Linked DNA regions of Homo sapiens: region 1 is linked to region 2. The links are chromatin loops, found by intact Hi-C in ENCODE. Cell type or tissue: heart right ventricle. All regions are shown on one strand. Each heading gives the region's core, and the rest is flanking DNA. Links, peaks and the distances in the headings are about the cores only. Region 1 overlaps CDK17 (cyclin dependent kinase 17). Region 2 overlaps CDK17 (cyclin dependent kinase 17).

The links. Peaks named below come from ENCODE experiments on the same cell type or tissue, not always from the same donor. Only the 100,000 strongest peaks of a DNase experiment are listed, where the experiment ranks them.
Region 1: it touches region 2 in a loop (2.4-fold over the local background); 2 of 110 quality-filtered maps call a loop at or near these places.

The regions. Positions count from the first base shown.
Region 1 is chr12:96,375,480-96,379,882 of GRCh38, forward strand. The region is part of intron 1 of CDK17 (cyclin dependent kinase 17); the gene reads right to left. Among named protein-coding and RNA genes, the nearest start is that of CDK17, 23 kb to the right of the region's middle. In heart right ventricle, for the core only: no CTCF peak of the experiment used is centred there; no DNase peak of the experiment used is centred there; H3K27ac peaks cover 1,849 bases.
Region 2 is chr12:96,305,454-96,309,861 of GRCh38, forward strand. All of the region lies in intron 5 of CDK17 (cyclin dependent kinase 17), which reads right to left. Among named protein-coding and RNA genes, the nearest start is that of CDK17, 93 kb to the right of the region's middle. In heart right ventricle, for the core only: a CTCF peak has its summit at 1,904; no DNase peak of the experiment used is centred there.

The DNA of each region.
Region 1 (4,403 bases), core at 1-4,000, 70 kb after region 2:
GACTCCCAAATTTCCATCTCTGATCCTAACCTTTTTTTTTTTTTTTTTTTTTGAGACAGAGTTTTGCTCTTGTTGCCTAGGCTGGAGTACAATGGCGCGATCTCAGCTCACTGCAACCTCCGCATCCTGGGCTCAGCTCACTGCAACCTCCGCATCCTGGGTTCAAGTGATTCTCCTGCCTCAGCCTCCTGAGTAGCTGGGATTACAGGCACCCACCACCACGCCTGGGTAATTTTTTGTATTTTTAGTAGAGATGGGGTTTCACGATGTTGGCCCGGCTGGTCTCAAACTCCTGACCTCAGGTGATCCACCTGCCTTGGCCTCCCAAACTGCTGGTATTACAGTGATCCTGACCTCTTTATTAAGCTGCAGACTCACCTATCCAACTGCCTACTTGGGCATGTCTGACACCTAATTGTTAAAGTCAGGCCTCATTCCCCAGGGGAAAAATTGAAAGTCAAACTATTCACCAAGAGAATGCATTGTCTTTGCAAATGAGCCTAAGAATCAGACTTTTTATAAATACATGTTCAAGTTTCTTGTGGTTCTAAATGGACACTGAGAACTGAAACTGTCTACACCAAGTTTACAATCTATATTAACTATCATTATACAGCTGTCTTCAACAACATGACTTTGCTATTCCAGGAAACTCCTGCTCAGGCAGATAAGAGCTACAAAAAACTTCATTGTTCATTTCAGGAACTTCCCAAAAAACCCATATAAACCAACATCAGACTATTCAATTTTTCAATAAATAGTAGCAAATGATTGTTCACTTTCTAAGACACTGAAAAAGCTTACCTCAAAACTCTTACCTTGGTATGTCTGTCCAATCAAACTATTATATCATGATCCTCACCTAATTCTAATAAAGCTTTGAAATACTTAAACCAGACTCCAAAACATCAATAATAAACACTCCAACTTTGATGTTCCTTTCTGGTTTGCCATTCTTATCAACACCCACATGGCCCCCTACAAATGCTTATAAGCAATATACTCAACAGATAATTTTTGGTGGTATTTTCCAGCAGCCAAAATTCCGCAGTACCACCAGACAGCTTCCCAAATGTCTGTTACAAGCTCAGTTCAGTGACACTAGTCTCATCACAAGCAATGTGGGGAAAATATTAATACTGTTATAAAAGGTTAAGATAAATCATCACCCTATATTAGGCAGTATCCACTGACACTACTGGCCAGTTTCTTAATGAGTTAAAACAGCAAACTGGCCTACTAATTAAACTTCTGAAGATTATAAAATAGAGTTTAGTAATCAGAGGACCATAAAACCAGTAGGAGTTCTAAGGAAGATGAGAAACAGATCACAGACAGGTTTAATAATCTAAAAAGGAATCCTATAAGAAACAGGATAAGGAAAAAACCAATTGATACATGAATAATCCACAATACTGATAATCAGTAGAAAAAATACTACAAAATATACAATTTAACAGTGAAAAGAAACTCTAAAGGAGTTTCCATTTACTATAATAATCATGATCAGTAATCAGAAAGTTGAGACTTCTTACTGAGAGTAAATGCCTAAGTATTTCTTTTACTATAAGTCATCTGAATCACCTATATGGCCACAACCATGCTGATGCAGGTATAACCAGAAAGCAAGGGGTAAGCATTTAAAATGCCTCAAAGATTGAGAGGAACTGAAGGATCCAAATTTTAAAATCCAAATGTGAAAAACACAACCACAAGTATTAGAAGAAAATGTGGATGAACTTCCTTATAACCTTGGAATGGTGAAGACTTTTCTAAATATATTTCAAAATCCAAAAACATAAAAGAAAAAATTACTTCACCATATAAAAGTCGAAAGTTATGCATGAAAAAACATAATCTAAAATATACATATTTGCAACCCACATCACAAATAAAGGGCTAATCTCCCAACAGAAAATTCCTGAAAACAAAGACCAATGACCTAAGAGAAAAATAAAGGACATGAGAATTCAAAGAAGGGAAAAAACGTAAAATGCCCCTTAAACATATGAAAAAATGTCCAATGTCATTGATAATGAGAAAAATACAATAACCTGAGTTAAACCAGTTCTCATCTATCAAATGCAAAACTCAAAAAGTCTGACAACACATTCAGTTGCTGAGGTTATGGGAAACAGGCCTGTTGCACATTTAGGTGGTAGTACAAAATGGCAATCTGGCAGCATCAGAATTACAGAAGCAGTTTTTTTTTTTCGTTTTTTTTTTTTTTTTGAGATGGAGTCTCGCTCTGTCGCCCAGGCTGGAGTGCAGTGGTGCGATCTCGGCTCACTGCAAGCTCCCCCTCCCGGGTTCACGCCATTCTCCTGCCTCAGCCTCCCAAGTAGCTGAGACTACAGGCGCCCGCCACTACGCCCAGCTAATTTTTTGTATTTTTAGTAGAGACAGGGTTTCACCGTGTTAGCCAGGATGGTCTTGATCTCCTGACCTCGTGATCCGCCCACCTTGGCCTCCCAAAGTGCTGGGATTACAGGCGTGAGCCACTGCGCCCGGCCCAGAAGCAGTTTTTTAAAAGTGAACTTTTAGTATCGTTTTAGATTTACAGAAAAATAGTAAAGAGTTCCCTTAAACCACACACTCAGTTTCCGCTAGTAAGATCTTACATTAGTATGGTACTTATTGGCAGGAAGTCACCTCATGTAGCTCACACTTGAAAGGTGGGGAGTTGTATTATACTTCCTTGAGGGCTGTGTATCTAATTATGCACAGATTTGTCTATTCTTCCCCCATTTATTTATTTAGTCAGTCATTTACTTCTATCAGCATGAACTCATGGATATTATTTTATACTTTGGGTTATAATTCAATATTACTTTTTTGTTGCTCAAATTATTCCAGTATTGGCTACTGGGAACTCTTTCAGTTGGCTGTGTCCCTTTGACATAACTCATTCGTGTTTTTGTTTGAATAGTTCCTTCCTTTCCAGCACTACAAGATACTCCAGGTTGATCTTACAGTTTTATTAGCTGCCCCAGTCCTAGAATCAGCCATTTCTCCACAAAGGCCTGGTTCCTTTTACTGGAGAATGGTGTTAGAAACCAAGATCTGGGCACCAGGTGTGCTCACTGCTACAGGGATATTGTTGCTTCTAGGTTCTCTCAGCTGACAGTGGAAGAAAATACTTGACCTAAAGATCTACAATTGCTTGTTCAAATAGAAAATGTTACATGTATATTGTTATTCATTTGGCATTGTAACAGCAAAAAATAGAAAACAACCCAAATAGCCACAAAGGATTGAGTGACTAAACTACGGTACATCTACATAAGAAAATACTATGAAGCTATTAAAAATAAAGATCTTTATCTAGATATGGAAAGATCTCCAGAATAAAATACACATTTGTTTGTAACTACAAAAGGAAAACACTGGAAGGATAAACAGGATACCAAAAAGTGTGGAAGGAAAATAAAGTAGCAAGCAAAGGAAGAAATAAGACTTCGTGTACATCTTTCTACATACTTGAGTTTTATCTATCCCAAAAAAATAAGTTTAATTTTAAAAAGAACTTAAAATGGTTATAATAGTGGAAGAATCTGAAGGTTCAAATACTAAGAAAGAAAAAGATATTAATTTCTGAAGCATAAATACATACTATGAGACAGAGTAGCTCAAACCTAGGGACAATTATGTACCAAAAAAATCTAAATTTAGTAAAATGGAGGTATTTCAAGTCAAACTCAGTTGAATTTAAAGTGCTGAAATGCAGTACAGCTGCTAAAATTAACATATTATCAGAACCTGTATGTAAGTTTACTGAATTACTGTTAAATGGAAAGTGATTTATGATCACCTATATTAGCAGGGAGATAAAGGCTAAAGAAATGCAGAACAATTTATAGAAACAATTAATGTTTATATTCTTGATTATAAGATATGCTGATATTTATAGTTAAACAAAAGCATCTATCATTTCTATATTTTTTAAATCTAATTTTTTTTTTTGAGACAGGGTCTCAAGTCTGTCCCCCAGGCTGGAGTGCAGTGCCATCATAGCTCACTGCAACCTCAAATTCCTGGGATTAAGCAATCCTTCCACAGGTTGAGCTTCTTGAGTAACTAGGACTGCAGGCACACATTACTATGCCTGGCTAATTTCTTAAACATTTTTTGTAGAGACGGGGATCTCACTATGTTGCCCAGGCTGGTCTCAAACTCCTGGGCTCAAGCAATCCTTTCACCTTGGCTTCCCAAATTTGCAGGAATTACAGCCATCAGCCACCGTGTCCAGAAGTAAATCTACTATTTATATCTCTTATTTCCCCAAACAAAATGGTGAAACCAATTTCTAACATATCGAAACATTTCCTCATCGGAAGATAAAAATGGCAGAGTTTCTAAATTAAACACACATTTCCAAGTGCTCCTAAGAGACAGTAAAACAA
Region 2 (4,408 bases), core at 285-4,284:
ATTTTTGTAATTTTTTCTGTAAATCTAAAACTAAAATTATGTTTATGTAAATAAAAAGTCACTGGAAAGGATTAAGGTAAGAAATGGGAGACTGAACACACATCAGTTTATAGGGATAACAGATAGTCTTAAGCATCCTGAAAAGATGGGATAGTAAGGGGGACAACTTCTCAAGATTAAAAACAAAAAAGAACAGAATGGGTATATGCATAGGTAGATTTGCAAGTTTGTTATACAGAAAAGGAGGGAGTTTTCGGTTAATGGCCACCCCCTTTTTTTTTGAGACAGGGTCTCTTGCTCTGTCGACAAGGCTGGAGTGCAGTGGTGCAATCATGGCTCACCACAACCTCATCCTCTTGGGCTCAAGTGATCTTCTCACCTCCTACCTACTGAGTAGCTGGGACTACAAAGGTGTGCCACCACGCCTGGCTAGTTTTGTTAATTTTTTGTAAAGATGGAGGTCTCACTATGTTGCCCAGGCTGGTCTTGGACTCCTGGGCTCAAGCAAACCTCCTGCCTCAGCCTCTCAAAGTGGTGGGATTACAGGCATGAGCCACAACATCTGGCCCTCTCTCTTTTTTATGATATAGGAAGAGAGATCATCTGCTTACAGTAAGAGAGGAAGAGTTAATCAGAGAAAGACAGTGGGATAGCCAGACAACACTGGGGATCTATGCGAGATTGATGACCATAAATTTATATTAGACCCATTCAGCCCTACTGTATAACTTTCTCCAGGAAAAATGAATTGTTTCTTAATTCCTACTCAAGCAAAGGTTTTATGTTATTTTTACTACTCATTATATATTGCCATTAGAAAATATGAAAATAGGCCAGGAGAGGTAGCTTACACCTGTAATGTCAGTGATTTTGGAGGCCAAAGCGGGAGGACTGCTTGAGGCCAGGAGTTCAAGACAAGCCTGGATAATATAGTATGACCCTGTCTCTACAAATAATTTGTACAAAAAAAAAAATTATATATATATATGAGAACAACACATTGAAAGTTTAAAACTTTTAGAAGACAAGGCTAAATTTTACATTTTACCTTAAAAAATATTTTATTTTTTAGATTAAGGGTATATTATCCATGGAAAAATGAAGTCTAGTACATGTGAAGAATATTTTTCTTTTCCTACCTCCTTTCTATCCATCCCTAATCTTTACCCATCTCCTTTACACATAAACCAAGGGTCCAGACTTCTATGCTGAAGAACTGATCTCTTTGAAAAAACTTTTACTTTTTAGGTATATAAAGAATATATTATCCACAGATACACAAATTCTAATACATATAAAAAAATGAGTTTCTTTTTCCCACTCCTTTTCCATCCATCCCTAACTTTCACATGCCCTCCCTTCACTGACTATGTTCAAATATAAACCTAGGGTAGAGATTTTCATTTTGAAGAATAATTTTTAATGTATTTCCAAAAAGTATGCTTTACTAAGGTAGATGAATAATGAAATGGATGCATCAGTAAAATCCAAAACATAGCTGGCATGATTTATCTGAAATCTATAAGCCATTTCAGAATTTTCTGAAAAGGGAAGTAGGCAGGCCAGGCGCAGGGGCTCACGCCTGTAATCCCAGCACTTTGGGAGGCTGTGGCAGGAGGATCACCTGAGATGGGGAGTTCAAGACCAGCCTGACCAACATGGAGAAACCCCATCTCTACTAAAAATACAAAATTAGCCGGGTGTGGTGGCGCATGCCTGTAATCCCAGCTACTCGGGAGGCTGAAGCAGGAGAATCGCTTGAACCCGGGAGGCGAAGGTTGCGGTGACCCGAGATCATGCCATTGCACTCCAGCCTGGGCAACAAAAGTGAAACTCTGTCTCAAAAAAAAAGCGGGGGAGGTAGGTAGGAACACTTAACCATAAATAAAAACTTTAATCACTTAGCATTCATTAGAGGGCACTGTTTTTCTTAATATCATGTAGACTGTAAAAGATAGCTCCTAAATGATAGCTTAAAAAAATTACATGGTGATTAAATCACATTTTTACTCCCAATTGGAACAAATACAACCTCAAAATTTATCCTAAGTACCAATCTTTGATAAAAACTGATAGCCGAAGAAAACTTTTGACTTGACAATCAAATGGCAAAATCATCCCAATAAAAATGTCTTGGCCAGGCACAGTGGCTTATGCCTGTAATCCCAACACTGTGGGAGGCTGAGGCAGGTGGATCACTTGAGGTCAGGAATTCAAGACCAGCTTGGCCAACACGGCAAAACCCCATCTCTACTAAAAATGCAAAAATTAGCCAGGCATGGTGGCACATGCCTGTAATCTCAGCTACTAAGGAGGCTGAGGCATGAGAATCACTTGAACCAGAGGCAGAGGTTGCAACGAGCCGAGATCGCGCCATTGTACTCCTGCCTGGACGACAAAGTGACACTCTGTCTCACACACACAGACACACACACACACAAAAAATGTCTTAAGCAGTGATGCTAAATTATGATAATCATATGCTTATACCAAAATCAAGTTTGTGTTATACTTTTTACCATATTTATATACTGGTGAATGTCAAATAACAATGTGCTCATGGTATATACAGCATAAAGTGATTTTATTTTTTAGAGTATGTCACCAAAATATTTTGTAGACTATCTAACTAGAATATCTAATCTGGCCCACAGGGGCCAGATGCTATGGGCGGCTCACACCTATAATCCTAGCACTTCGGGAAACCAATGCAGAAGGACCGCTTGAGCCCAGGCATTTGAAACCAGCATGGGCAACACAGTGAGATGCCATCTCTAAAAAAAAAAAAAAAAAAAAAAAGTTTTTTAATTAGCTGGGTGTGATGGTGTACACCTGCAGTCTTAGCTACTCAGGAGCCTGACATGTGAGGATTGCTTGGGCCCAGGAGTTCAAGATTACAGTGAGCTATGATCGTGCTACTGCATTCCAGCCTAGGTGACAGAGTGAGACCTTGTCTCTAAAGAAAATAGTTCCATTATATAATAATATGTAAAGGCTGGATGCAGTGGCTCACCCCTGTAATCCCAGCACGTTGGGAGGCCGAGGCGGGTGGATCACCTGAGGTCAGGCATTCAAGACCAGCCTGGCCAACATGGTGAAATCACATCTCTACTAAAAATACAAAAATTAGCAGGACATGGTGGCGCATACCTATAATCCCAGCTACTCGGGAGGCTGAGGCCAGAGAATCGCTTGAACCCGGGGAGGCAGACTGCAGTGAGCCAAAATTGCACCACTACACTCCAGCTTGGGTGACAGAGCAGGACTCCGTCTCCAAAAATAATAATAATAATAATAATAATAATAATAATAATGTAAAAAAGGAGATACAACAACTGCTAGCAATCCAAGAGTCATCATCAATTTCTCTTCCTTCAGGTGCAAAGTCCAAGTGGGTATTAGGTGGTATTTTATCCCTTCCTGGTCCCTAGGATTTATGTTCTGCTTTCTATTTCCATCTGATTGCCACATCATCCTTAATTTTGAATACATTCCTAATTCTCCCTGCCTCTAGTCTTTCTCTCTAATTCATTGTTTGTACTTTTCCTAAAGCTATTGCTATGAAACAAAAATGTGACCATGTCAGCCTTTGTTTAAATAAATACCTTTGATGTCTTCTCATTACATGGGAAGAAGTCCAGACTTCTTGGCCTGACCTCTAAGGCTTTTCATTCTGGATCTGTCCTGTCCGTTCAAGCCATAGCTTTTATATTATTCCATATTACCCTTCATATCAGTTCTGATTTCCCAAACATGACATCTACACCCAAACCTCTGGGTTTTAGTTTTAGTACATGAAGTTTCCTCTTCTTACAACACCCTTCATTCATAGGCCGTTTTTGACTGACAAATTTCTGCCCATCCTTCTAGGACCAGCTCAAGTGCTATCTCTGTAAGCTTGTGATTTGCCAAGGCATTTTACTTGCTGCCTCTTTTGTTGTCCCAAAGCACTTTATATGTATCTCTACTACAGGACTATAGTCATCCAAAAGAGATTCTCACATAAACAATCACCTGAATTTACATTAAAGTGATACTGCAATAAGAAAAGTTATCCTTTGAATAAATGGTGCTGGGTTAATTACTAAATATTAAGAAAATATATTTGTAAGACATGTAACTGACAAAGGTCCTGTATATAAAGTATACTTAAAAATTCGTATAAACCAATAAAAAAGACAGAAAACCCAATAGAAAAAAGAAGAAAAACAGACTTGGGTAGTTAATTCACAAAAGAGAGTATCTAAATATAAACATACAATAAACATACGATGAATAATAAACACACAGAAAGGTGTTCAACTTAGTCATCAGAGAAATGCAAAATAAAACCAAGAGACCACTATCAACTTGCTAGAAAACTTAAAATAATAATTTTTAAAAGACATTATCAAAAGTTGGCAAGGAG